2 separate regions of the Homo sapiens genome follow, and region 2 is linked to region 1. A link is a loop called in an ENCODE intact Hi-C map of the cell type or tissue named here. Cell type or tissue: Calu3. All regions are shown on one strand. Each heading gives the region's core, and the rest is flanking DNA. Links, peaks and the distances in the headings are about the cores only.

Region 1 (15,007 bases), core at 7,008-15,007:
TATTAACACTTGAAAATGCTATTTTGCTGTTAAACCAATACACACAATTGCCCTAATCTGCTGCCAAATGGTAATAATCAGAATCAGGTTTCAAAAGGTTTGGATTTCAGCAGTGCCCACACTGTCCTTGGAGGCCTATAAATTAATTATAATTAAGAACTGCGTGCAGATATTAGGAGAGGAACTTTGAGCAATTTTGATGTCTGCTCTTGCAACATATTAAGGAAAAAAGAAAAACCCGTGAGTGTTTGCTGCTGGTGAGAGTACTGATAATCATCTACGTTTGTATTACAAATTTCTATTAAAATGCACACATGTAAAGTGATTTATAATCCTTTATTAGTTATCTGTACAAACCTTGTATCAAGAATATGGGTGACAGTAGAAGTGATACTTCTGCTTTGTGCATACAGCAGGAAAGAACAGCTCAGATAGAAAAACCTGGCTTGAGCCACTGGAAGTGCTGTAAGGACAAGAAGGAGCCCAGGTGACAGGTCTGGTTGAACGAAGAATGAGAAGGCTCTTACTCGGGAGAGGTTCCAGGAAAGATGTAGCAGAAATATTGCTGCCAAGAGATCCAGTATCACCTTTGCTTTTGGCAGTGATGGGGCCATCTTCTTCTAAGGGTCTACAGGAGCTGGGGGGCTTAGGATGGGCGTCCTTACCTGCATTATGTAAGAGGACTTGTTGGTTCATCTGCTGGCTCAGAGATTTGGATAATCAAAGCCTATGTCTTTTCCCTCTCTCCCATCTATCCTGCTCTTCTCTGATCAAATATTTTCCAAGAAACAGCTTTAATGAAGGTTTTGATTTTCTGTTTCCATTATTTATGTGGCTGTAATATGTTGAAATCCATTTGGGGTTAATTCTCTGCAGGACTATATTTAGGTGAGTAAATTCCCCAACTCCAGGACCAAGGATCCCTGTTTATTGTCATGTGGGTCACTCAATGACAAATGAATTGGGCATGTATCTAGCATGTCCAGGGAGATATTTCTTTCTCCACTGGTTTCACAGGGGCACAGTCTCAGCCCCTGCCTCCATGCCCCAGACTCTCAGGATTTCTTACCTTGCTCCTTTCTGAAGAAAGAGCAGGGCAAGGGAGCTCAAAAGCTTGAAAAGAGTAACGGATGATGGTAATAGTGTGAGAGGGAGGAAAATAACAGAACACAGAAGTGTAGGTTCCAAGTCAATTCAAATCAAAGATTGGTGCCTTTTATGTGTTATTTCTACAGACTTGGATGATATTTAGTAGTTTAGCAGACACTAAGTGCATTTAGAGGATTGAAATTGGATTTTTAAATGCCCTGAATATATAGATGCCATTTGACAAAAATAGATATTGGTCTTCTACTTAATAGTGATATTGAAAAGTAGATGTTTGTCATCTGTGATACTCACATTTCCTACCTCAGATGGTTGATGAATGCATGTATTGCCTAAGCTAAGCATTCTGAGTCAAGATCACTTCTTTGGTTCAACATTTGCCCTGCTTCTCTAGATTTAAATTTAGAAGGTATAACTTAAAACTTTAATTGACTTGGAACTTACAATTCTTAAAAATGTATTAATTAAAAATTATTTTGGATCTGTTCTGCAGAATTGAGTCAACCATACTTCTTAGTTCATAGCACAGTTTCATTATAGGTTCAGATAAGGACATTGTGTTTAATAGTTCTTTGGGTACTTTTATCCTTTCTTATACATTTTAGAATAAATTTATAGCATTTCTTTTAAAATCTTACTATTATTTTGATAAGAATTGGCTTGAAATGATAGAAAATAGAACTTAAAATACTATGATATCACATTCATGAATGTGGTATATGGTTACATTGTTTGGGTCTTCTTTCAAATCTTTTAATAAAGTTTTCAAATTTTTGCTGTAGAGGTCTTGTTAAGACTTTTGTTAATTCCTACATAGATTACAGTTATTGGATGTACCCACCAGGTAAAGGCTGACGATCTCTTGATTTCCTATTATCAAAGAGTGATGTTTTATTTGTTTGTTTTAAACACAATTTAACATTTCTATCATATATATTTCCCTTAGTCAAGTATGTTATCTGCATTTTTCTGAGATATTCATGTAAATATCTCATTTAGTTCTTTAATGTGGTGAATTATTTTGATACATATTCTGAAGTTAAGCCATTCTTGCATTTCAGATATAAACCGCAATTGATCATGGTGATGATGATTACTATTTAAAAAATATACTGTGTTTTAGTTAGCACTATTTTTTTTTTTTTTTTGAGTCGGAGCCTTGCTCTGTTGCCAGGCTGGAGTACAGTGGCATGATCTCAGCTCACTGCAAGCTCTGACTCCGTTGTTCAAGGGATTCTCCTGCCTCAGCCTCCAGAGTAGCTGGGATTACAGGCACGTGCCACCACACCCAGTTAATTTTTTGTATTTTTAGTATTTTTAGTGATCTGCTCACTTTGGCCTCCCAAAGTGCTGGGATTACAGGTGTGAGCCACCGTGCCTGGCCACTAATTTTTAAGGTTTTTTTTTTCCTTTATGTCCATAAGTGGAAGGGGTTTATAATAATCTTTTCTTATAATTATCTGAATCTAGAATCAAGCTTTCCGTCTTTTTCTTTTTGTTCCACTTATATGAGCAAGGCTCGTTTCCTTCTTAAAAGTTTGATATACTTAATCTATAAAACCATCTGTACCACTTTTGCTTCTTTTTATTTTGGCAGAGGTGGGGTGGGCTGGTGGGATGATTGGGTGGGAAGTGGAGGACTAGGGTAGGGAGTAGTTTTGTCACATTAGGGGTGTGGGCTTTAATAACAATTTCTAAAATTTCTAAAACTTAATTCAAATGTTCTACATTCTTTTCAGCCCCTTTCCCTATTTGCCATTTTTATTATATATTACACATTAAATGGAAAAGTAACTAGTTTTCATAATATTCATTATTTCAAAATTTCTATTATATATGTTATTTTCTCTTTCATTCGCATTTTCTCTCCTTTTTTTTTTTGATTCATCTTGTCAGGACTTTACGTCTTTTAAAAGATCAGTTTTGTTTTTTGCTTTTCTTTGTCTTGTGTTTCATTCATTTGTTATTTTCTTGTTTATTAGGGTTGACTGTTAAGTTTTTAATGCAGTAAGTGAAAACTTAATTATAATTAATCATATTTTATTTTCTTGGTTTCTTATAAATGTATTTAAAAGTGTATTTTTCTCTGTAAATGCTTTAATTGTGCTCTAGAAATTCTGACATTTAGTATTTTTATTGTTATTCTGTTCAAAGGAATTTTAGTTTCCCTTATGATTTCCTTTTTAACCTTATAGTTATTTAATCACAAGTTTTTTTTTTTTAAGATTTTGGATATGTAGTATTTTTAGTACCTTTAAAAAGTACTTTTAATTTAATCACATTATAGAAAAATGACAATTGATTTCATATTGATTTTTTTAATCTATTGATGTATTTTTGTAGATTTAATATTTTTCATGTATGTACTTAAAAAGAACATCTATTCTCTGTTCTATATACATTTCTAGGTATCTGAACTAGTTCGAACTTATAACTCATGCTTTAAAAAAATCTTTTATGTCTTAGTTAATAAGATCTTTTGTCAGTTGGATTTGTCTGTTTCTCCCCATGTAAATTTTAGTTGTTGCCTTATACATGAAAAGTCTATATTTTAGCCTCATATGTGTTCATAATGATTGCTTCTTCCTGGTACCTATATGTTATACCACTTAATGTCCCTTTTGATATTTTTTGCCTTTGAATTTTATTTTGTCTTGATATTAAAATTTCGATAGATACTACCACTTTGACCTCCAAAAAGGTTATACTCGTTTATACTCTTCTTGACTTCCATTGTATGAGAATTATTGTTTCCCCACTCTCTAATGTGACATATTTTAAGCCTATGTCTCTTAACTTTCTGTCTTTATTGGTAGCTTGGAAAACTGGACCTGATACATAGTTCTGGCATCTTAATCTTAACTTCACTCACTGCCTGTCATATTCCAGTCATAGTCTCCTTAATTGAATCACTCCAAATAATGTCCTGACTGCATTAAGGGATGGTGCTTGGAATATTTTTGACTTAATTATTGATTAAGTCACATTTTATTCTTCCAGTTGTGGTTGCCCCAGGACTCAGTTTTCTAAGGACAGGGTTGGCCTGGCTTCTCACCCAGATGTATCTTCCCTTTGAGCCTGCTCTGAGCCTGCTCTGAGCAAAGTGTAGACTGTTTCCTGCTATAGTTACCCTGTACCAGTTACCAGCATGAAGATAAGCTCCTGTGGCCTTCTGTTTGCTATGGATCTCGGGATCACTTAGCCCAAGCTTCAAGGAGGCAAAGAGCCAAATGAGTGAACAGTCAACTCTCTAATCCTGCTGCTTTGTTGCTGGTCCTTCTGGTGCACCCTGGTTTCTGAATTCATGGCATGATTTCGATATGCTGAGCTCCACTGATTCCCAATACTGGCCCTGGCCTGAGTGATTATTGAATTCATCTACATGACTAGTAAGCTGTCAGTGGAGGTCGCTGCTACCCCGAGGCCATTATGGGACATCTTCAGGGAGTTATATCGCTCAGGGAACTAACATCTTTTGCCCCATGCGCGGTTCCTCTTAACATTCCTTTCAGCCTCTGTCTGCCATTCTTTCACCCTCACCTCCCACACACTCACTTTGTGCTATCATAAATAGCTAGGCTCCTTGAACAGCTTCTATAGAAGCTTAAACGTAATATCCTTTGGATCTGTGGAGTATTTTAGATTATTCAAAGCACTTCCATATACATATTTTCATTTGATCTTCACAAAAATCTTTCAGGTATGTAGGTTAGGTATATTATCCTGGTTTCACCGATGATAGCATAGAGATGGTAATTAGGTGACTCGCCCATCCTCAGGCACTGTGTTAACACAGAACTGGTATTAAAACGTCAGTTGGTTTTGGTTGGGGATTTCATTCATTCATTCATTCATTCACTCAACACTCATATTATACTGAGAGGCCCCAGAAGGGAAAGAGCAAGGGCTTTGGAGCCAGACAAACTTGGGTTTGAAAATTGATGTCATCCCTTATTAGCTGTGTAATCTTGGTCATGTACTTAACCCTCAGTTTTCTCATTTGTAATAAAAGGAAAGTATGACTTACAATGTTTTTGTGAGTATCTAATAATGCATGAAATTTACCTGGCAATAATAATATCTGGTACCCAGCAGGTTGAACTATTTGACTAGCAGGTCAAAAATGGTCAAATATTAACAATTTTATATGGTTCAACCTAATGGTAGAAACTCAGTATTGGCCACCATTTATTGAGTCCTTCCTTATTGCATATGAGGCACTGTTAGAGCTCAAGAATATGAATAAAAGTGAGGAAAACATTTTCCTTATGGGTCTATGTCTGTATCTTCTGCTAGACCATGGTCCTGAAGGATAGAATCTGTATCTGTTGCATCCTCCCCACCAAAAAAAAAAAAAAAAAGAAAAAAAAAGAAAAAGAAAAAAGTTCTCTAGGTTATAAGTGCTCAATAATTACTGAATTGAAAAAGTCCCTGCTCACAAGGAGGTTATCAACTAGTTAAAGTAGGTGGACACATCATCATATATTGGTAATAAAAGTTTATGTGTATTTAGATAGATACATGCAGGCTATGGTGAGAGCCCAAAGGAAGCAATGCTCAATTCTACAGGGAGAGCAAGACTTCCTAGAGCAGGTGCATCAAGACTTATGGTCTCTGTGAGGAAGGGAGCAAAGCCACTCTGCTTATCTTGGACTACATGCTTTCCCTCAATGAATCCCCTTTTAATGTTGGAAATTGAGTTTGTATTCAAAGTAGCCTCTTTGTCTCACAGCCCCTCTGCTACTGTTATCTCCCATAATGTATTGCTTTGTAAAGTGCTTTGCTGTATCCTGAGTATAAATGAGATGCTCTGTAAAACCAGATGCTATTCTTTGGGTGTCACAACTAGCCACTGCATAGCCAAATATAATATATTGTGTGAGACAAGATAAAGGAACACAAGAGATACTTTAGAGAGAGCAAATAAAACATCAAAGTGGGAGAGTGGAGTGCATTAAAGTTAAACTGTCACGGCAGAGTGGGCCACTTTTAAACGTGAAGGAAACTAATTTAGTGACTTGTAACTGTAGGATTAGAATACCATTGGAATGAAGTTAGCTTATAGTTTTGCCAAATGGTAAATCTTTTGGCTTTCCTTGAGAACCAGTCATTGGAATTGAACTGTGTGTGTGTGTGTGTGTGTGTGTACTTTGTCCACAGCTCTTTGTGGTGTCAAACTCCTTCTGTCTTCCTCTGAATATCAGTACTACTCAATTGCCTATCTAGTGTTTCTTTCCTTTAAGTTCTGGGAGGAGGAATTCAGGCCCTGTTTCTCCTGCTAAATTGTGTACAGCCCATCAGCAAAGGTTTCCAGGGCTCATGGAGTCATTCTCTGTTTTCACAGAGACACTGAGATCAGAAAACTGTCAGGAGTAAACTTTGCTCAGGCATGAACCACTGAGCTACTCATCTTATTTGTGAGAGAGAGACAAGGCAATCAATACAGGTCTCCTTCTTGGCAGTGTTGAAGGATGACTATACCAGTAAAAGTTCCAAAATGTTTTCTGCCAAGAACTGGATTGGATTTTGTGCTTCTTCAGCCACAAAATGTCCCCAGCATCTTGCTCCCAAATCATTAATGCCCTTTGCAGTCAAGACTGACTGCTCAACTCGAACACTTCCTTATCTTTCTTTATTCAATACTGTCATGATTAGCTAATCTCTCAACACTTTTAGATTTTTAATCTCTCACCATTTTTTTTTTTTTTGAAACAAGCAGGAGATCTGAAGCAGCATTTTCAACCTTGATTGTATGCTCTCTCTCTTTGTAGAAGAATGAGAATCTGGTTTTGGTTCTGGTTGCAGTTTGTAGAGTATTGCCTTGGAGTATTAAAATGCTGTGTTTATGTATTGGCATGCTGGTGTTATAATGCCATTGACCTTGGATAATTACATAACTGTGTTGAGCTTCTGTTTTTCTATTTGAGAAATGGGAATAAAATGTCTAATTTATAGAGTGTCCATGAAGATCAGAGAGATTATATATGAGGAAATGTCTAACACAGTGTGCAGCATATAAAAGATGTACAATAAATGATTCTTTTTAATTTTTTATGGATTCGGGCAGTAAATATGTGCTTTTGTTACATGGATATATTGTATAGTGGTGAAATCTGGGCTTTTTAGTGTAGCCATCACCTGAATAGTGAACACTGATTATTTAAAATAAAGCGACATAAGCAGAACTAGTTATATTAAAATAAGAGGAGCTCTTGGAGAATAATGAGAAGCATAGAGAGAGATGGCCAAGGCTTATATTCTATAGAGCATTATGTCCTTAGTTTGATGCATAGAATAAGATTTAGGGTCATATGTGGAAGTAAAAAGGAAGGAGTTCTTTGTAGGTAAAAGGTGGCAAATTATATGAAAATACGGTATCAGTCATTTTAGGGAAGTCACGACTATAGGATGGCATCAGGAAAAAAAAAGGAACATTTTTCAAATGTGGCTCTAACATTACTTCAGCTGCTAATGGTATTTGTTTAAGTTTCTGTATTTTGGTGTATAAATAGATTGGAGTAATATGTGTTCCTTATAATAATTGGTTATATGAGAGGCAGTTCCACGTAGTGTAATAGAACACATATTGGAATACAAAAGTCAGAAGATCTGGGTTCAGGTTTGTTTCACTTAATTGATTGGTTCATGGTCTTAGAACACTTAGCTTCTCTGAGCCTTGGCGTCAACATTTATAAAAATGGTGATAATAATGTTTTTCTTATTTTATTCCCTACTGGGTCATTGTAAGGATCAATTGAGGCAATGTTTTAAAACTACTAGTCATGTATCAGTTGTTCTTGTAGTTTAATATTAAGAGCCAGATACTAACAAGGTTACTAAAGAATTTTCTGGCTGTTGTCCTCATTGAGGCAAACATAAGGTGAAGGCAGCAAGAATGCAGGGCTTGTGTACTTATAGCCCCCCACATCCAGTTTATCCAGCCCATGTTCTGTTGCTCACCTCTGCTGAGCACGTTTTTCTGCTCACTTTGTCTGGCCTTGCTTTCCTTCAGCCCAAGAACAGTACAAGGGTGGGCTGTAACAGGAGGGCCAGGAGATTTGTGTATGCATACTCGCATGGCTACCTGGACCACTCACAACCTCTTTTCCTCCTTTGTCTCTGCCTGTAGCTGCCAATGACTATAGCAATAGCACCTTTTATTGCCTTGTTCAAGGATTTCTGAGGCTTTTGAAAGTTTCATTTTCTCTCATTCTGCAGAGCAAATACCAGAGATAAGAGAGTAGGCTGGTAGATGGAGTTGGGTTTGGTGCTCAATGAAAGGAGATAAGGTCCTTGAATTGCAGTATCTAGCCTCTTCTAAGACAGGTTACGTGATGTAGATCCTATTTTAACATGCTCTTTCTTTGTGTTTGCAGGGAGTCGACGAGTTGAAGATGAAGCCCAGAGCGGAGTGCTGTTCTCCCAAGTTCTGGTTGGTGTTGGCCGTCCTGGCCGTGTCAGGCAGCAGAGCTCGTTCTCAGAAGAGCCCCCCCAGCATTGGCATTGCTGTCATCCTCGTGGGCACTTCCGACGAGGTGGCCATCAAGGATGCCCACGAGAAAGATGATTTCCACCATCTCTCCGTGGTACCCCGGGTGGAACTGGTAGCCATGAATGAGACCGACCCAAAGAGCATCATCACCCGCATCTGTGATCTCATGTCTGACCGGAAGATCCAGGGGGTGGTGTTTGCTGATGACACAGACCAGGAAGCCATCGCCCAGATCCTCGATTTCATTTCAGCACAGACTCTCACCCCCATCCTGGGCATCCACGGGGGCTCCTCTATGATAATGGCAGATAAGGTAAAAAGGGGCTGCAGGGAGAAGGGCCTGAGGGTTTGTGCTGAGGACTAAACCATGCATTTGTTTTCCTGTAAAACTTGATTGTTAATGATGGAAGGTAACCAGATTGCATTGACAGCGTGGATAGGCCAGCAATTAATCCTTTTTTTTTCTCTCTCTCTCTTTGAGACAGAGTTTTGCTCTTGTCAGCCAGGCTGGAGTGCAATGATGCCATCTCGGCTCACTGCAACCTCCACTTCCCAGGTTCAAGTGATTCTCCTGCCTCAGCCTCCCGAGTAGCTGGGATTACAGGCGCCTGCCACCACACCCAGCTAATTTTTGTATTTTTAGTAGAGACAGGGCTTCAGCATGTTGACCAGGTTGGTCTCAAACTCCTTACCTCAGGTGATCCACCTGCCTCAGCCTCCCACAGCGCTGGGATTACAGGCGTGAGCCACCGTGCATGCTTAGCAATCTGTTAAAGATGAAAGTGAGGGAAAGGTGCTGGTATCTAGAAACTCCTATAGTTTTGAAAAGGTTTTTGTGTCCACTTGTTTGTAAATGGACTCACTGAAATGACTAAGGGATGTTGACGCTTGTAGCTCTGGGATACCTTTTCTTCAAATAGGTATATGAAAGGCATACTCTGTTATTCTTTGGCAATACGTGTTCTCCCCCATACTGTTTTCAAGACTATAAAAAGAAAAATCCCTCAAGGCAGGTGATTTCTCTACTTGAAGATACAAATGTCATAGGGAAATAATTCTTGCCAAGGTATTAACGCTCATCACACATATTGATCTGCACATCCAGATGGATTTTAATCCGTGGAACCTGTAGCAACACATTTTTCCCCATGCTTAGATTTGAAGGCAATTGGGTGCACATTAAAATCACCTGAAGAGCTTTCAACACTGCTGATGCCTGAGTCCCACCCCTCGGGATTCTGATTATTGGCCTGGGCTTCGGGAGTCTTAAAAGCTCCCCAGGTGATTCTAGAGTGCAGTTAAGATTGACAACCACTGCTTTAAATCTCCAACAAATCCTAGCCTCTCCTGCGTTAATGTTAGGCTAATTGTCATATGACTAATTGCCACTTGACACTGGGGCTTATTCCCTAACTGCAGAAAAAAGCGTTTTATTCTGCTTTGGGTTGTTTTGTTTTTACATACTATCAGTTATTCAGTTATTTTCCTTGCTTTACTGATTATTGTTCATTACTTAGATACAGCACTTAGTACATATGCACTGTCCTTTGCAGCCAGCCATTCACGTCTTAGAATAGTTAGTTTCACCACAAGTGCTACGTTTATCATTTTTCATCATTTTGGGTTTCTACTATTGTCATTGTCATACTTTTTATCACCACATTCAAACCTGCCTTTAGTTTTGTACTTAAAAGACATGCTTTCGGGTTAATAATGTTTGTAAACACCTTAAAACCTAGCACAGACACCACAAGCATGCTGCCTGGCTAGTTGACAACCTCCGCAGTGGAGCAGCTGAGCCGAGACTAAAGGAACCTTGCATGACCGTTACCGCCACCTGTCGGCAGCAGGCAGAGATGACTAGCTTCTGCTTCAGAGCTTCCCTTCAGTCTAGGAAAGGTCAAGTTAAAAGTGTTAAGTGAAGACATTCCAGTATCATATGAGAAACATATTCTTCCATTTACGTGGGTGCAGGTACAGATGTTAGAAAATAGGCACTAGCACAAATAGCCCATGCTAAGGGAAGTGGGAAAAATAAGCAAAATGGAAAATGTAGACTGCTGTGGCAGAACCCGTTGAGTTGTGCTTCAGGTAGATTTTTCTTTTTTTCAAATATGATTGTCCTTAGCAAATTATATTTTATTTTAACAGTGGCAATTTGAGGGCACAATTTTGCTTTGAAAGAATTCTGATATGGTTAAGAGCGAATTTTAAAATTACCATGAATAAGTACATATCTACTTTGAGAGCACAACAGGTAAAAATGATTTTTTTCTCATGTGGGCTGTTGTGCAACCTATATTATTTCTCCCTGGTAGAAAAAGTTATGCCTAAACTAGCTGATTGCTTCTCTCTGGTACCTTTTACAAATCCACAACATCATTATACAAATATAAGGTAACTTGCAGAGCATGCAGAGAGACTGAACTCTTTTTTTCGCTGATGTATCTTAGGGGCTTTGAGAGTGTTCCCCATATGCTAGGCGCTTAGTGCTGTGTATGTACTATCTTATTTAATACTCTTAACCAGTTAGCGACCTAAGTGATATTATTTAATCTTTATCTTACAGATGGGGAAACTGAGGCTCAGAGAGGTTAAGTAACATATCCAAAATGCTACAGCTCTTAAGTGGAAGCCAGGATTTTAACATTGGTTGCTAGCTTCAAAGGCTGTGTACTCTCTTGTCTCTCAAGAAAATGACTGGTTAAGGTCTCATATATCTTACTACCCTTCACTTTCTCCCTTGTTAGATGGCATTGTGGGGGATGTCATCTGACTGAAAGTGATCTATTACATGATTTATAATCAGGCAATACTGGAGTCTAACTACAAGAGAACATAACAAGGGTATGAAATGGTGGAGCGCTTAAGTGTAGCACAGTTCCATAGAGGACCCACTGGCTACTGCCTTCCAGGAGTAAATAGGAGAACTGACACCAGTAAAGTGAATTCTTCTAGGTCACTGTAATGAGACCTCCTCTCATCACTTTCCCCTTGCTCCTTCCTTCATTGCTACCACACCCAAATATTCCATCATGTCTTTCTCTCCGCCAAATAAGGAGGTAGGTGGGCAGTGACTTTTAGATGCTTTTCTAAAATAGCGTAAATATCTGACTTTTGACCTGGAAAGAATAGTTTCTAAAAGGTAAGCAGCAAGAGGGAAAAGAAGAAAGAAAAAGATCCAGTAATGGAGATCCTGGAAAGTTGGAGGCTCAGCCCCAGGCGTTCGATGCTGAATGGGTGGTGGCAGGAGCTACCTGGAGAGAGAGTGCCAGCAGCAAACTTCCCAGCAGCCATGCAGAGGAATGTTTGGGGGCTTAACAGATTTGCATAAAGGCCAATAAAAAGAGTCCCCAAATCTCAGAGAAAAAAGCCTTTGGGACAAATTTCAAAGATAAAACACCTCAAAACTAAGGCCAGGTTTTTTTTTTGTTTTGTTTTGTTTTTTTAATAGAAGTTTATTTTTAAGTACCATGACCATATTTTACAAACATAGAATGGGGACACACAGTTGGACAACTATTAATCAACAACAGGGGAATAGGACAAAAAACATTTGAAAGTGGAACTGATGCAGTAAATCTAAGACATGTAGCTTGGCCACACTGAAGGCTCATAGTAATCGTCTGAAGGATGATCAATAAGCCTTCTATTTTGTTCTCCCCTTCTCGGAGACAGGTAATTGTCAGTCTGTTTTAACTTAAGTTTTTGTTGTTAGTTTATTTCCAATAAAACCCACTTATTAAGTGCTCTTGTGGATGATTGCATTACAGGGATAAAGTTTGTATTCAAGAAGTTTTTGATGCTGGAAGGACAGCATTCTTCTGAAGACTTTTGACAACAGCACAGACACAGTTCAGCAGTTCAGCACCTCGTCAAATAGCATGTGCTCACTTTTTTGCATATGCTAATTAATCAGTAAGAACATTAATTAGCACTCTGCTTTCCCAAAGAGGAAATGAGCTTTATATTATGGTGGAAAGAAGCACGGGGGCTAGCTGAGTAGGGCTATTAAAAAATCAGAATTTAGAGTCCAAGCTGGATTCGGGCATCACTTCCTAAATGTTAGAATCAGGACAAGTCACCAATCCCTGACTCTCAACGTTTGTTTCCTTGCCTGTATAATGGGGATACTAATATGTTGATTACAGGGTTGTCGAGGATTAAATGAGGTGATACATGGCAAGTGCTTCACTGAAGTGTCCAGCCTAACATTCAGCAGGTGAAGCTGAAGGCCATGTGGAGCAGTTTGAAGGGAGTGAGAGTGTATCATGATGCAGGAAAAGAATGAGAATCGAAAAGCAGCATGGACCATTGTAGAAAAAACTCTAAATTGGAGACCACCCAAGAAGGGCATATGGTTGAAAGGTGAAAATCTGGGGGAAGGCTCTGAAGTGTGAGGTGGGAGTCTTGGTCTCACCCCACCAGGGAAGCTGAGGCTCACAAGTAGTATGGAAGCCTGCTGCAGCCACACGGGGTCCCTTAAAGAAAATCTCTAACCTGGAAAGAACTGCTAGGTGCTTGTAACAGAGACTGTTTCGAATAGTAATGGAGAATGTTTAAAAATGTATGAGGTGCTTTTTGGCAGTTCCCCACCTGAGTATAAAGAGCCTATTTTATTTTGCCTTGTTATAATTGCTTTTATTCTCCCTGAGATCCTGGATTTAAGATGCCCATCTGAATCCAAATAATGAACTGAAGCTAGATGTATTTCCATTTATTTCTAGGAGGTTTTTCTACTGATTGTCTGAAATCTTCCCTGGGTTTTCAGATTTTAGCTTAGAAAGGTTAAGTAACTAATCCAGGATATCACAGCCCACTATTAGCAATGGGACTAGAATTCAAATCTCAGGAATACCTGTTTTGAAACCTATGCTTTCTATTATACAATTCTGCATCATAAGACACTGAACTAAGAATTATACATCCCTGAGTTTTAGTCTCCATTCTGATGAGCTTTGAAAATGTGGACAAACACATTAGTTATACTACATGATACTCAGTTTATAGTTTATGAGATATAAATTTTGTGTTCTGCCCTATACACCTTACATTTTGAAGATAAAATGAAATAAAATATATGGAAGATTTTAGGGCAGTACCGTGGCAAACAGACACTTTAGGTGAGGGAAATAAGGAGTAGTGATAGGGAATGACAGAGTCAATGACAACTGTTTTGTCCTTGGCATTAGGACTAATGAAAATGGCTTGAGCAGAAGGTAGGAAGGAAAATAGAAAGGTAGAAGTTACAGTAGGAGCAGGCAAAAGGATTCAAGATCCAACTTTAATGCTCCAAGAATGGGGAAGAAAAGGGTATGCTGAGTAAAGGGTCAGGATCTGGAAATAGACATGTTGATCAGGGTGTAGCATGGTAGCTAAAACGTGCATCACATTCTGGATCTTATTCTTCCTTAGATGACATGCAAAAATATTCTTACTGTGGAGTCTATTGCTATGATTCTTTCCTTTCTAAATTGCTTCTTTGGGGGCCAGGCACGGTGGCTCATGCCTGTAATCCCAGCACTTTGGAGGCGGAGGCAGGCAGATCACCCTAAGTAAGGAGTTCGAGACCATTCTGGCCAACATGGTGAAACCCCGTGTCTATTAAAAATACAAAAATTGGGCGTGGTGACGCACACCTGTAATCACAGCTACTTGGGAGGTTGATGTAGGAGAATTGCTTGAACCTGGGAGATGGAGGTTGCAGTGAGCCGAGATTGCACCACTGCACTCCAGCCTGAGTGACAGAGCGAGACTCTGTCTCAAAAATAAAATAAAATAAATAATAAATTGCTTCTTTGGGAATGGATGCTTTCAATAGCACTTTTCATTTTCTGTACTGAGAGCCACATTTTGGAATCTAATTGGGGATAGGAAGATGGCCCTACTCTTCTTTGGCTTCATCCTCTGGCCCTCTTCCCCTATCCTCTACCCCCACTTGCTTAATGACAGTGGGTTTGGAGAGAGTAGATGGGCTGGCAGTGGTGTGTGACACTGGGAGTAGACTATTGCCTTCCCTTGGCTCATATGGATTTGCATATCCAACATAATCTTGAAACCAAGATGGCTACATGTTACTCATGCCTTACCCTACGCTTCTTCACTAATTTCTGGTGTCTGTTAGATTGTTACCTTGCTTTTAGTTGTCTGTGATATAATATTCCTCGGGACAGAATACTTTGGGAGAAAACTGTAATGTTATGGCATTTCTTGGATGAAGGGTATTAAGACATAGAGGTAGGAAAAGTGAGAGGAAAAAAACTAACATAATATGTCAATTTTGAACCAGGCATGATGTTAATGAGCATTTTAATTCTTATGCAATCCCATGAGGGAAGTAGTAGTATTTCTTCTTTCTTGATGGGGAAACTAAATCAGAGAGCGTTTATGTATGTTGGCCAAAGTCAC
Region 2 (15,007 bases), core at 4,517-12,516, 590 kb after region 1:
GTCCTTCAGGCTCTTCCAGGTTATAGCAAGTAGCAATATCTTATTCCTTTTTAGGACTGAATAATATCCCATTGTGTGTATATGCCACAGTTTTTTTTATTCATTCATTCACTGACAGGCACTTTGGTTGTGTCCGATTCTGTGGATATTGTGAATAATGCTACAGTGAACAAAAGAGTGCAGATATCTTTATGAGGTGTTGATTTCATCTCGTTTGGATATTTACCCAGAAGAGGGTTGCTGGGTCATATGGTAGTTCTATTTTTAATTTCTTTATGAAACTCCATACTGTTTCCCATAATGGCTGCACCAATCTACATTCCCCCCAACAGTGTATATGAGTCCCTTTTCTCCACACCCTCACCAAATTTATTATTGTTTTACTTTTTGATAACAGCCATCCTAACAGATGTGAGGTAATATAGCGGTTTTGATTTGCATTTCCTTGAAAGTTAATGATGTTGACCACCTTTTTATATGTGTGTTGGCCATTTTCATGTCTTCTTTGAAGAAATGTCTATCCAGGTTTTTTGCTCATTTTTTAATCAGGTTATTTGTTTTTGTACTATTAGGCTGTATGAGCTCTTTATAAATTGTAGATATTAACCCCTTATCAGATACATGTTTTGTGAATATTTTTTCCTAATCTGTAGGCTACCATTTCATTTTGTTGATTCTGTCCTTAGCTGTGCAGAAGATTTTTAGTTTGATTTGTTCCATTCATTTATTTTTTGCTTTTGTGGCCTAAGCTTTTGGTGTAATATCCAAAAAATCATTGCCATGGCCGATGCCCAGATTTTCCATGATTTTCTTTTCTTCTAGGAGTTTTATAGTTTCTGGTCTTACAGTTAGGTATTTTCCACATTTTGAGCTGATTTTTGTGTATAAGAGTCCTAATTCCATTCACTTGCATGTATCAATCCAGTTTTCCCAGCACCATTTATTAAAGAGATTATTTTCCCCATTGTGCTCTCTTGGTGCCCCTGTCAAAAATTAGTTGACTGTATATGTTTGGATTTGTTTCTGGGCTCTCTATTCTGTTCCACTGGTCTACGTGGTCTGTACCAGTATCATACTGGTTTGATTACTATGGCTTTGTAATATAGTAAAAAATAAATGGCTTTAAACTCTCACTTCCTCAGTCTTAGCAATTCATCCTTCTTCCCAGGTGACTCCCTTCAAAAGTCCCAAAGGTAGGTTCTTACTGAGTGGTACCATTTTCCTGCCTAAGAAAGAGAAAAACGAAAATGGAAAGTTTGGTGAATGTGCCAAATGTCCAATCCTGCAGCTATAGCTTCTGTCACCATCGCTCCTCCTCCAGGAGGAGGTCCATGAATCCTTTCTCAGGGCCTGCACACTGCAGGAAGCACTCAGTAGCCAAATCCCTGCTCACCACAAGAAGCGCAGACGCAACCCAGGCTGACAGTTATTTTCATGCTGGCTGCAGTTTCTCTAGGATGCAAAGGAGGTGATAAGTCTTTCCCAGAGTTCTGTTCAGCTGCATACACTTCATACTAAGCAGACCTGGGCTCCAATGTCAAAGCTCTTTGGACACAACATTTCTAGTGTACAGTCTCATACAACCTTTGACCAACATGTGATTATAGTCCAGGGAACAGGAGTAGTGAGGGTTCCAGCCCTTCCTGAATGCCATCTGTGGGTCTGGCCAGGACACCTTTCTTCCTTCTTTCTCCGCTACCTGGGCTTCCATCAGGCTCTTAGACCTGTACTAATAACCTCAGACTTCAAGTGAAAGGAGTGTTTGTCCCCTTTTTCTGCAAGGCTCTTTGACTTCTTTGTAAGTTATTGGAGGCAAAAGGACACTGGGGGAGTTCACCATTTAATTTCACCAGCCCCAGTGTCTAAGCTTTAGGCTCCTTTGAAACCAAAACATGTTCTATTATGCTTTTCTCCTACAACAAAGGACAGGTGAATACTAGCCTTCTATCCATTATCTAAAAGGAGATGTGCAAGTTGCTCTTCTCAGAAAAAGAAGAGCTACTCCTATGTGGTTTGAAAGAAAAACCACTAGCCATTTTTAAATAACTGTAAGTGCCAAAAATATCCATGCATGTATACACACAGAAAGGACTGTCAGAAAGAATGATGGCAAAAATATTAGCATAGGTTATTTCTGGGAGGTAGGATCCCAAGTGATGTATGCTTTCTTACTTATACCTTCTCACCATTTGAAGATTTTACCATAAATATTTGGCACTTTATAGTAAAAATAAAACATTTTTGATATTAAAGAAAAAGCTGCAAGGATCTACCAGGGTGGGCAGATGGTTGAATCATCAGAAGCTTCCATTCATGGCACTATTACATTCTTGCTTGGTTGAGACCTCCATTTTGCTTTGTTTATATATTGATGTCTTTTTATCTCCATTTCCCACTCCTGTTCTGCCCAACAGGAAACTTTGTTAACACATTTGACATATTACCTTTATATCTGGATATACTCTTATAAAGTACATAGTGCTGTTTTGTGTGAATACATATTTTATTTACATAAATGTTTTCACATATCTATTTCTCCTAACAGACTATAATTCCTCCCCGCTCCCCCCAGAAAAGTTGAGAGCTTATTTATATTTGTAGTTCCGTAAAAAGTATGTAGACTGGAACAGAGGGACGGCACAAGAAGTATTTTTTGGACTGAACTGAATTTGTTCTACAGGTTAAGCATCCCATAATCCAAACATCATAAATCCAAATGCTCCAAAATCCATAACTTTTTGATCACCAACATGATGCTCAAAGGAAATACTCATGAGAGCATTTCAGATTTCAGATTTTTGTATTTGGTCTGATCAACTGGTAAATGTAATGCAGATATTCCAAAGTCCAAAAAAAAACTCAAAATCTGCAACACTTCTGGTCCCAAGCATTTCAGATAAGGGATACTCAACCTGCAGCACTTTTTCTTAAAATCTCACATTTTCTAAGCTTCAGTGACACTTCATCCTCCTGGTTCCCTGCTGCCTCAGTCTTCACAGGCCCCTCCCCTTTCCTGTTCTTCACTATAAGTCTTTCTTCTGCCCTCACGCTGCCTGACCCACCACAATCATCTCATCCAATGCTCTCCGGGTGCTTTCATTACTATTTTGGCAAAGGTGTTGTTATGGTCAAATGTTTGTCACCTCAAAGCTCATGTTGAGATTGAAATGCAGTACCAAGAGCTGGGGTCTTTAAGAAGTGATAAGGCCATGAGGGCTCTGTCCTCATGAGTAGGATTCATGGTGTTATCAAAAGGTGAATTTGGTCCCTTTTTGTCTCTTTATCCCCCGCCATGTGAAGGTGAAGCCTTCCTCCCCTTCGGAGGGCACAGTGTTTAAGGCGCTATCTTGGAATTGGAACCACCAATCCTGCCTGCACCTTCATATTAGACTTCCCAGTCCCTAGAACTGTGAGCTATTAAATGTCTGTTCCTTATAAATTACTCAGTCTGTAGTATTCTGCTATAGCAATACAAAATAGACTAAGCCAGTGTTTTCCAAATCTATATCTCTAGCCCTAACTTGTTTCCCAAGCTATAGGCTTACATCTCCATTTAACAGCTAAAAGTCCCATAGGCACCTCAAACCCATCATAAAATCAGCACCTTACCTACCTCACCAACCCAAAGCTTGTACTTTCTCCTTTGCCTCTTCTCACTGGAATTGTATTTGCATTCTTTGGGTTCTTCATTCTCATCCTTAATGAAACTCCTCCCTTCTCCATCACTCTGCTTTATATACAGGATAACTCACCAGATTCTGTCATTTCTACCCAATGTATAACACTGCTAATTCACAGCCAGGGGCTTTGCTTGGTGCTGAGAATATTGGGGTGAGCAAGACAGACAAGTTTCTTATTCTCAGGAGACAGACAATAGATGACAGATAAGTTTCTGTGTTGCAGAGTGTGAGCAATGTCATGAAGGAGGTAAGCAAGGTGATGTGGGATAGCTAGGAGCATGAGGATGAGCAGAAAAGGCATCTTTATAGGACGAGAAGGGAGTCTCTTATAAAAAGACCCAGGCAGAGAGCAAATAATCCAGGTCCATGGGTCAGGAGATGCAAAGGCCATATACAGAGAAAAAGCTTTCCATGTTCAAGGACCAGCAATGAAACCTTTGTATATAGAGCATATTGAGAAGGGAGTGATCATAACTAGGTGAGGATGAAGCGGGGCAAGACCACATTGTGGACAGTCTTGGAGGCCATTCAAAGCCTTTGGATTTTATTCTAAGTGTGATGGGAAATCAAAGAAGAGCATTTAAGCAGGGGAAGGATCTGACCTGATTTATGCTTTTGTAAGTTCATTTTCACTGATGCATGAAGAATGAATTATGGGGAGGAAGGGGCAAGAGGCAGAGCAGAGAGACAAGTTCAAAGCTTTTGCACCAGGCCAGGTAAGAGATCATGGCAGCTTAAACTCCAGGATGGCAGTGATCATGGTGAGAAATGGGCCAATTTGAGACCTATATTGGAAGTAAACCTGATAGAACTTGCTGATGGATGGGATATAGAGATGAGGAAAAGGGAGGAATCAAGGACGACTCAAGAGTTCTAGTGTAAGCAACTAGGTGGATGATAATGCCATTTCTTGAATTGGGGACATAGAGAGAGGGACAGAACCAGCTGGCAGTTGGGTACAGAAGAGAATTAAGAGTTTTGTTTTAGATATGCTAAATTTAAGATTCCAATGAGACACGCTGGTGGAGATGTCAATTTGACAGTTGGATGTAAGAGCCTGGGCCTCCATGGTGAGGGCTCTGAGATGGGGATCTATCTGGAGGCATCACTGGAGAGATGGTATTTATGCCATGGGAGTACATCGATGAAGAGAAGAGAGTAGATGAGACAGGAAGAGAAAGGAAGAAAAGGGATCCCGGGACAAGGTCCTGGGGCACTTCAGTATTTGTTCATCTTCTCCAAAAGCAGAAGCCACTAGAACTGTATGAGAAGCAGAGGTCACTGATATAGAAAAAATACAAGCAGCTATGATGTCATGAAACTAAGAAAAAGAGTGTTTCACAGAGGACAGTGGGGTCAAGTATGCCAAATATGAATGGAAGAGCCAATATAAGGCCAGAAAACTACCTGCTGGATTTAGAATGTTAGAGATTGAAGGGTAATTTTGGTAAAGTAATGTAATGAGCCAGATCAGAGCAAACTGAAGAGTAGTTTGTAGGTGAAGAGATAGAATCAGTGTGTGCAGACTTTGGAAAAGTTTTATTACAGATGAGGCTCTAGGTAGAGAGGGATGTAGCATTGGAGACTTTTGTGAAGCTGCAGAATGATAGAGCATATTTATGTGTTGGTGAGAATGAACATTAAAGAGGGAGGGACTGACGATGCAGGAGAAAAAGGGAGTAATGAGGAAGAAAAGTCCTTGAGAAAGGCAGAGTGGAGGAAAGCCAGTTTTGCTTTCTTATAATATAAACAGGAAGGAAGGGAATTTTTTTCCATACTAAGAGGAGGAAAAGAGAAAATGGGTACACTGGGTACACACAGGTTCATGTGTAGACCAGGTGGTTGGGAGAAAAGGGAGTTCTCCTCCAATCATTCCCATTTCTCAGTGAAGTGTGATAGGAGATCATCAGCTGTGATGGGGAGTGATGGAGGGGCAGAGGTGGGAAGAGGGTGTTGAGGAGCAAGTGTAAAGCCTCTCCTCATGGTGTCTCACACTCTCTGCTCCAGTGTGGCAGCCCAAAGTCAGGCCCTGACTGTCTCCATCTGTACTACCACAACAGCCCCCCAAACCTTCCATGCCCAGCTGCCAACCCCCAGCACCTCAATCCCTTATCTACCCATCCTTTGAAGAAATATCCCTAAACCACTGATATGATTTGCATCTGTGTCCCCACCCAAATCTTGTAATTAATCCTCAGTGTTGGAGGAAAGGGCTTGTGGGAGGTGGTTGGATCATGGAGGAGGACTTCTCTCTTGTTGTTCTTGTGATAGACTTCTCCCAAGTTCTGCTTGTTTAATGGTGTATAGCACCTCTCCCCCAGCTCCCCACCCCACTCTCTATTTCCTGCCAGCCATATGAAGATGTGCCTGCTTTCCCTTTGCCTTCTGCCATGATCGTAAGCTTCCTGAGGTCTCCCCAGAAGCAGAAGCCTGTACAACCTGCAGAACAGTGAGCCAATTAAACTTCTTTTCATTATAAATTATCCAGTCCCAGATATGTCTTTACAGCAGTGTGAGAATGAACTAATACAACCACAGATTTGTTGTGCCATGAAAACCTTTGATGGGCTTTGCAGTCCAAAGACCAATGCACTAACTCCTCATTTGGGCTCTAGGGTTCTCCATTTTCTGGTCTAACTTTTGCAGGCTTGTGCCCAAAACATCCTCTTCTCCTCTACCTTCTATGGAGCCACTGCAGCCTACTCATGGCTCTCTCCAACTGCTGTGGCATCTGTCACTTTTATGTCTTTGTTCAAGCTTTTCTCTGTCACTGGCCTGCCTTCCTCCTTCTTGCAGAAGTCCTACCCATTCTTCAAGATCCAACTCAAATCCCACTTATTTCACCAAACTGATCAGATCTCTCTCCCCCCCCCATAGTATCTTATCCCTTTAGAACTTATTATAAAAGATCCAAGCATGACTTGTATTATAAGCACATGCATAGGAATGTCTATATGTGTGCTTGTGTCTGTCTCTAAGGAAAGAAGAAAGGAAGGAAGGGAAGAAGGGATGAAAGGGAGAGGCAGATGGAGAAAGAGGAAGGAAAAGTGGAGGCGCATCGTGGGCCCCTGGTGTTTCACCTCAATGGTTTGAGTAAAAGGGCTCAACAGTGTTGCCCAGGAGTGGCAAGCGTCTCGGAGCCACAGCTTCTCCCGGGCGCACCTGCGGGTCTCAGGGCTGACAAGCCCTTTCCCCTCCCCTCTGTTCCCGCTCCCCCTTTCTTCCCCTAGTGCCTCCATCTTAGTTGCCCAGTAATTGCATCAAATCTGAAGAAGCAGATCCGTCTCTAAAAAGGGCAGTGGGAGGGAATTGCGCTGCTCTTTTCAGAGATGAGAATTGAGAGAAATAGGGCAGAGAGATGAAAATGTAATGTTGAAAAATTCATGCTAGAGGAAGCACGTGCTGGCCCTCCCCTGCTCTGCCTCCCATCTGATAAGCTTCTGGCAGAGGCCTGGCTTTCCAGGCACATGAGAAGACCATGGGAGGTTTGGCCAAATCTGTCTGAGGGTGACCTGAGAACTGGCAGGGGTCTGGGGAGTGCCCACGCGTGTGCAGGGACAGAGCTGCCACTTGGCTTCTAGGGGCCTGTGTTGTCGAGGGGCTGGGGTCAGTAAGAGGGCAGGGGAGGGAGAGGAGGTGTCCTCCCGATCTACATCAAGAGCTGCCCCTCTACGCCACCTCCCGCCACTCCTGATGAATTCAGGCCTGGCAGGCACTGCTGTCCACAGACTCACAGGTCCCGTATGTTTAGGAATCCTGGGAGGCAAGGCTCGACCCTGGGCCAGGCGAGCAGCTGGCCTCGCTGCACTTCGTTGAGCACTGTGTGCTCTGAGCCTAGGGCGGGAGAGTTGAGGTGGCCCGGCTCTAGTGGCCCGAAAAGGCCCGGTCTCATTCCCAGCCCTAGTCTCTGACTCCCCTCGGAAAGCACTGCAGAGGCTGCGGCCTGATTAATGCTGCGCGCTAATATGTACAGGAGACCGGCTTGCGATTCCCGGCCAGCGGCCCCTGCTCCCCTGCACAGAGGCGGCGCCAGCTGCTCGACTGCGACCCCTGGCGGCCGCTGGAGGCACTCTCTGCGGAGCTTCAAAATCGAATGGGCCGCTGGACACGAAGTCGAGGGAGTATTAAAAAAAAACAACAAAAAACGGGGTAAGAGCTATGCACCCCCAGATGGTGCAGGGTGGGAGGTGGAGAATGAAGGGGAAGCCAATTTTGCTTTCTTATAATATAAACAGGAAGGAAGGGAACAATCTGTTGGGGATGGTGGGGGCTGATGCAGGGTAATGGGAGGGGGAAGGTGGAAATGTGAAAATCTGTTTATAGTTGGAATGGAATATGTTTAATATGATGCTTACACAAAATAAGACTTATAAGTTTTTCTCTGTTCTGAACCGTTTCCCTCATCTTCATTTTAAGTAGCAAAAGAACTCTGACCTGTTTTTTCTCTTTCATATTCCCAAAGCAGGCTGTGTTTTCAAAGAGGCATTCATTCAAAGAAATAAAACATACTTTGGCTTCCTCCAGTGCCTTCAGTGAGCCTAAGTCCAAACAGTCAATATAATACCAGAGTTGACAGCCTGGACATTGGAGAGGGACAGTGTAAATTCAATACGTATCTATACGCTAACTATGTGACCTTGAGCAATTTGCTCAACCTCGCTGAACCTTCTTTTCCTTATTCAAAAAACAAAATATAAGCAAAACGCACTGCTAAGATTGTGGTGATAAGGAGAATCCTGCCTCATCTCTACTTCCAGGACAAAGAAGCCGTCTATTGTGGTTCTGCGTTCCCTTCCCTGGCAGGACCCCTTTGTGTTGTGACTGTGACAGACTCAGTTCATTAATAGTCAAGTGCCTATGAGTAGCAAGGGGATGAGTCCTCTGGGACTTTCCCTGACTCCTTCCCTTTCTTTCTCATCAGTTCACACAGCCCTCTAGCCCGTGTCTGCCATGCAAGACAACCAGGCATCACCCACAAAATGTTGCGTATGGTGTATGTGTGTTTAGTGTACAAGGGGTTTCTTGGCACAGAGCTGATCTTAGCTGAGGGTGGAGTCTGATGGCTTCAGCCAATTCTTAAAGGCTAGAGATCAGTGTCCTTCTCCTTGGTGTCAACATTGCAAATATGCAATTCTTTGATATGCGGCCTGCTAGTGGCTCCGGCTATGAAGAGGTTCTCCAAGTGGCTTCTCCCACTAGTGTAGTGGGAGAGGAGCAACATACACACAGGAAAAACTGAATAAGAAGTCATGATTCTAGACACCAATGTGTAAAGAAAGGGCCAGCTGAGGGGCTCACGGAGCACTATCAGCGATCAGAGGATAGGAAAACTCCCTCAGACAGAAGTTGAGGGCTCACCTGAGCCCCAAGAGCTACAGAAAGTGGTCCTGGTGCTGTGATGAAGTGGGCAAGCTCTTCCCTCTAATTCAGGGTGGAACACTGGAAGGGCATATCACAAGGTGTATCATCCATAAGGAGGAAGGAGAACATATGCAACACATCTGAATCTTCAAAGGTAATAGGCTCTTGAAGATGCCGGGCTGTCTTTAGCCCCAGATCTTGGGGCTTATTGCAGGGCATGACTCTTATCTAAAGGCTTCACCACGGAACCTCTGACTACTCAGTGACCTTCTTCTGGAGGACAAAACTGATTTGCAATTAAGTTCCTAGGGATGAGCAAGAGGAGAGAAGTCAGGGACCTGGTTATTCACAATTTTTTTGTCCATTTATTCATCAAGTCACTCACATAATCATCTATCCATCCATGTATCCATTCCATCTTTCATTCACTCACTATGTATTTTATATAGCAATTGTTATGTGCCCAGCCCAGTGTCCTGCGTTATGAGAAGTACAATTGTGTATCTCCTTTCCTTCTACCCTAAGGAAGATTCTACAATCCTCTACTCAGTGTTGAAGATTCTCCTCTTCTGTCCCACCCCATCTGGGGGAGCAGATGTCCTATGACATTCACACAGTTCATTCCGCCGCAGAAGCAGTGCCCTAACAGCGCTGATCCCACTGCTCTCAGCGAACCCTCTCATACTGGATCTAACTGTTTAGACATGACAGATCCACCCACCCACTTCCCAAAAGGACAAAGAAGATAGGACTCAGTGTGCTGGCCCCTTAGAATCAAATACCAGTATGTCAAGCTCTGCCTCATGTTTGCCTCTGACAACTGACCTGTGAGCTGGTTCCAGTCTCCACCTCACATGGGCCCCCTCCCTAGGTGTTCACCTAGAACCGTTCCAGTCGCCTTTTTTCCTCGCCTGCTGCCTCACTCCCACCCACTGCCTTTGTGGGATTTGTGACAATCTATGCTCTTTAAAATATTTTCTGGAGTGTATTTGTGTGTCTTTAGTGGTGGTGGAATGCTGTATAATTATCTCCCGATTCATCAGGCTCCTTAACAGGCAAATGCCTTTCTTTCCAATAAGTTTCTCTGGCTGAGGCACCAATAGGCCTTGTTGCTACGGAAACCAGAACGTTTCTTTCTCTATTTTAATGGTATGTTGAAAGTGCGGCGTGCATGTGCATGCACACATATGGTGGCTGCTGGTCTTTTCAGCTCTTTTTTCCTTCCCTACCTCTGCTGACCTGTCTGGCATTTTCCCGACCTCACATGTTTCAGGACGTCCCTCTCATCCACAGCCCTTTCTTGCCCCCTTCCTGCCTTTCACTGTGCCTCCACCTCCCCCTACCCTTCCATCTGGTGTTCTCAGCTGTTTAAAAAAATACCAGTTGGCTTTGCATGAAATCTAAGAGAGAGAGGCAAATAAAAGGTTATTGTGGAAACAAAGCACTGCAAAAGGCTTTGACCAGCCAGGTGTTTCCTGCTGGAAGGCTAGTGGCCTCACTTGGCCATCTTCCTAGCACATGGGGCTGCTTCGGAGAAGGAGGAGAGGGGATGGAGAGAGAGCAGCTCGGTGCAAGAGTAAAGAGAGAGCATATCCCCGCAGCACCATCTGCTGCTGCTGCTCCTGGGCACAGAGGAACTTCTCTCCACCCAAGTCCCTGGGTTTGGTTCAAGGACTATTGGAGGAGGGGAGGGCTCTGTTGAAATTTATTTGTTTATTCAGTTAGTCAACAAACACTCACTGAACACTTAGCATATACCAGGCACTGTTCTAGGCACTGGGAATATGCTGAGGGTTCCTGTCCTCGAGAAGCAAGCCTTGCTCACAGACAGTTGCCAAGGCGGCATGATAAGTGGTGAGGGGCACAGTGACATTTGGGCTCTGGAATGAGACAAGCTTAAGTTTGAGCCCCAGGCCACCATTTTTTAGCTGTGACCTTGGGTAAATGACTAAACCTCTAGAAAGCTCAGTTTCCTTATCCCTAAATGTAGCTTTATAATAAAGTTGTTTCAGAAGATAATAAAATAATGAGTCTTTATTAGCATAATCAATAAACGTCGGTTGCCAATGTTGTCTCTTTCATTATTATTACCATTATCAGGGTCTTAAGGGGCTCATGGTAACATGCAAGGTGCCCACAGACATAGGCAAGGCAACACCAAGAAGGGTTTGACCAGACATTTTCTGAGTAGGAAAGTATGAAGAGCATTCTAGTCAGAGGGCACAGCATGTGCAAAGACCTACAGCGTAGACAAGGGAGTGCGTATGTGGCTGGGGTGTCCTGTGTGCATGTCTGGGAGTGGGGGCACAGTGGACTCTGGCTAGGCTGTGAGGACACTGACGGCTAGTGGGTAGGGATTGAAACGGACCCTCCAGTTATGGAAGTACACAGGAGGTTTTTAGATTTAAGAGAAGCACAGGCAGATGCACTCTTTAGAGAGAAGAGTTTTTCCTCGTGACACACAAGATGCCAAAATTAAGGGGCTCCTGAACCCCCGCTGGCTTTAAGAGTCAGTGGTGCCAGGGGATCCTGGCCAGCTGCACGTAGCAAGTGATCTCTTGCTCCACTTTGCCCCATCCTCCCGGTGCATTCCAGGCCACACACAGCTGGGAGAAAGGATATCAGATTCAGGGCACTCGAGTAGTACCTACTCAAACTAGGCACTAATGCAACACTAGAGGTAGAAGACCCTGAAGTCTCTTCCAGCTCTCGATAGCATGACTATAATTTGAGGAATATAAAGGAGTGGTTGGTTGGCACTGATGGTGGAGTGGCTGGCAAGGAAAAAAAATATTGTGTGTGTGCAAAGTGATGTGACAACTGGAGGGGGAGCAGAGATGCTGGAGCAGACGTGTGAAGTAGAGAGACCAGGCACGGCTGGGCGACAGAGCCGGAGCTGGAGGGAAGAGGAGTGAGCGATAGTGCAGAGGCTCTGGGGCTTGCAGGCTAATTCTGTTGTGCTTGGAAGTCGGGAAAATCAGCAAGTCAAGAGTACGACTGGGTGCTCCGGGTTTGGCCTTATTAAAAAGGAAACAGCAGAACAGCAAGAGCCGCTTTGGATCACGTGGTACATCCACCCTCTGCTCTCAACACTGAGCAAGCATTCTTGAACGTTACAATCTAAAAGTATCCCAAATTTTTATTTTACCTAGTGTTTAAAATAAGACAACGGTATCTCTAAAAACAAGTAGAAAGGAAATCAGAGCTGACCAAAGGTAATAACGTAGTGAGCCTAACGCATGCCTGCAGTTTCCCATCTCCTATCCACAGCCACTTTCCCGTAACAGGGGTCTTTCCAGATTACAGTGAGCACTTACATGTTGGCTATGTTGGCGTGCTTGTTTTCTCTTAAGAACTCACGGGGAAGGAGATTCCTGCCCTCCCAATTGATTGATTTGTATTCTGCATTTTTCAAAATGATTAGAATGGATTACTTATGTAATTAGAAAAAAACACATTTATACACATTTTTAAATAAATTTAATGAAGCTTTAAAATATATATGTAAAATATTTTTTAAGTAAGAAAAAGTTAGAAAGGAATGGGGAGAAACATAAGTATTCTGGGCAAGGCAATTTCTTCATTTATATCATCCTGCCTGGACCTCACAACACCCTTGTGAGATAAAGATTCTTATGCCCTTTTACACATGAGGAAATTGAAGTTAAAGTCAGTTGAGAAATTTACCAAAGGTCAGACATCTAATCAGTAATGGGGCCCATAGTCCTGTCCGTGTGTGCCTGACTTCAAAGCTGCATATCCACCATTTACCCTAACGAACACAAGGAGAGGACCGTTCTTTGATCAGTAACGACGTGGACCTGTGACACAAATTCACTTAACGCTTTTATCTCTGGGTCCAGAACCTGGTTGGTTACCCAGTGGCTTTACCCTGTCCCCTCATTCTCCAAACTTTCCTAGGCTCCAAAATTACTTCTCTCTCTTTTCCTCCTCATCTGAATTCCAGTTCTGTCTACTTACAGCTCTGAATCCCAGTGGTTAAAAAGTAAGCAAACTCATTTAATTGGCACAAGAATGAGAGAATCTGTCGGGTGTATTTTTATTCTACCAGCCGTGTTTGCTTCATCAAAACTGATAGAACCAAATGACTGTGATTGATGAAGCCAAAGACAGCGAGACAAAACAAAATAATTACATTTCAGGTATGGGAAAGGGAGAGAATTTTGGATCCAGTGAGGTTTTTTAAAACAGCTTTATTGAGGTGTAATTGACACACAGTAAACCACCTATATTTAAAATGTGCAATGTGATAGGTTTTGGCATATGTAGACATCCATGAACCATCATTACACTCAAGATAATAATAAACTTACCTGTCATCCTCAGAAAGTAACTCTTGTAGGACAAGTAAGTTTTTGAAATTCCTCAAATTGGGCAAGTTTGTAAGCAATGTGACTTTGTGGATAAGGGTGGCTCCCATAACCATAGTGGGGCTCAATGACATTTTTGTGTACTAAATGCCGCACTAAAACCAAGTGATTTTTGAAACTTGTTCATAATGCTGAAAATAATTCTGGGAAAAAAAGACAGGCTGCAGACCTATTTGCAAACAAAAATCATGTGAGGATGTTAATCTCCAGAAAATCTGATAGCATATTCTACACAAGTCCTGATCAGGAAGATATGTTCGCAATTAAAATGGTGAAAATATACATTGGAAAATTCCAGCAGAAGTGACTTCTCCATCCAGGCCCATGAACCACACCAGCAGAGATCACAGCTCACATCCAATGGGGCCAGAAGGGCAAAGCCAAGGAGACTTGTCATTTCGGACAATTGCAAAGAGACAAAATGTGGCATTGGGATTGGGAAAGTTAAATTAAAGATTGGAGAAGGACCTCTTGCTAGGTCTTTCTTTATTTTGGTGTCCTTAATGCCTATATTTCCTAGTACACAGGCCTGGAAGTAAAATGTTGAATAATCAGTGGGGATATCTATTTGAAGTGAAATGCTCTCAGGTTTCTCATATGAATGGGAGTTCTTAATGCAGCTACCCATAGAAACTCCACCACTCTAGAGGTGAGCAGACAAGAGGCTGCATAGGAGGAAGGCTCTCACGAGGATCTCCTGGCATTCTGAGGACTCCATGCATGGATTGCCCACTGCATACTAGACAGTGTGTGAGATTATGCTTTGTTGGCAGAAATAGCTGAGCACATAGGCAGGAGATAGAGGCTACGAAGGAGAAGAATGCATAGCACAACAGCACCTAGGCAGAGTACCTGACCCTGGCCTGAGGAGTCAAGGAGGCTCTGCAGAGGCCATGACCTCCAAGCCCCTGCACAGCTTCATGAGGCAGTGCTATTTCCGGCTTGGTTGTTATGTATTTCGTACAACACCAAGCTCAATCCACTTAGCTTCCTCATCCATAATAACGGCCCACTTCAGGAACTAATAACTAATCTTGGAAAAATCAATCTTATCCTGGAGTGAAATACAACCTTAAATATATGCCTGTGGAATAACAACATGGGACATGAGCGTGCAAGCCACCGCTGAGCCTAAAGATTAACGGAGAGCTAAGGCTGTCTGGGTAAAATATTTCTGCGTTGAGTTCTTGTTTTTATCAAAGCACGGATAAAGTCTATCTTAACACACACTCAGCTTTCAGAGAGTGCTTTGTGGAGAAGAGACAGAGAGAAAGGGGTAAAAAGAGAAGACAAAAAGATGGAGATATTAGGATGGAAATCAGAGAGAGAGAATACAGAATTAAAATGGTGAGTAGAATACAGAGGAGAAGGAGAGCTTGAGAGAGGAAAGGGCAGATTGGAGGATGAAGATGAGAGGGAGAGACCAGAAAAGGCTGAAAACTGGAGAATGAAAAAGCTGATGGAGAAGTAAAGAAACAATGAACATAAGAGGGAGGGATCTATATTCATGAATACACTTTAGGGGGGAAAACAAGAAAAACAGCAAAAGAATTGGAGGTGTGAGTGAGCAAATGA

What was found. A loop is a pair of places that touch in the nucleus more often than their neighbours do. Peaks named below come from ENCODE experiments on the same cell type or tissue, not always from the same donor. Only the 100,000 strongest peaks of a DNase experiment are listed, where the experiment ranks them.
Region 2: a loop joins it to region 1, with 5 times the contacts of the local background. A loop is called at or near these places in 5 of 110 quality-filtered maps.

What each region holds. Positions count from the first base shown.
Region 1 is chr12:13,859,703-13,874,709 of GRCh38, reverse strand. GRIN2B (glutamate ionotropic receptor NMDA type subunit 2B) reads left to right here. Exons shown (of 14, transcript NM_000834.5): 3 at 8,484-8,912. The coding sequence starts at 8,502. Among named protein-coding and RNA genes, the nearest start is that of GRIN2B, 110 kb to the left of the region's middle. In Calu3, for the core only: a CTCF peak has its summit at 10,429 (motif pointing left); a DNase peak (open chromatin) is centred at 10,419.
Region 2 is chr12:13,271,070-13,286,076 of GRCh38, reverse strand. No RefSeq gene overlaps it. Among named protein-coding and RNA genes, the nearest start is that of EMP1, 82 kb to the right of the region's middle. In Calu3, for the core only: a CTCF peak has its summit at 7,747 (motif pointing left); a DNase peak (open chromatin) is centred at 7,716.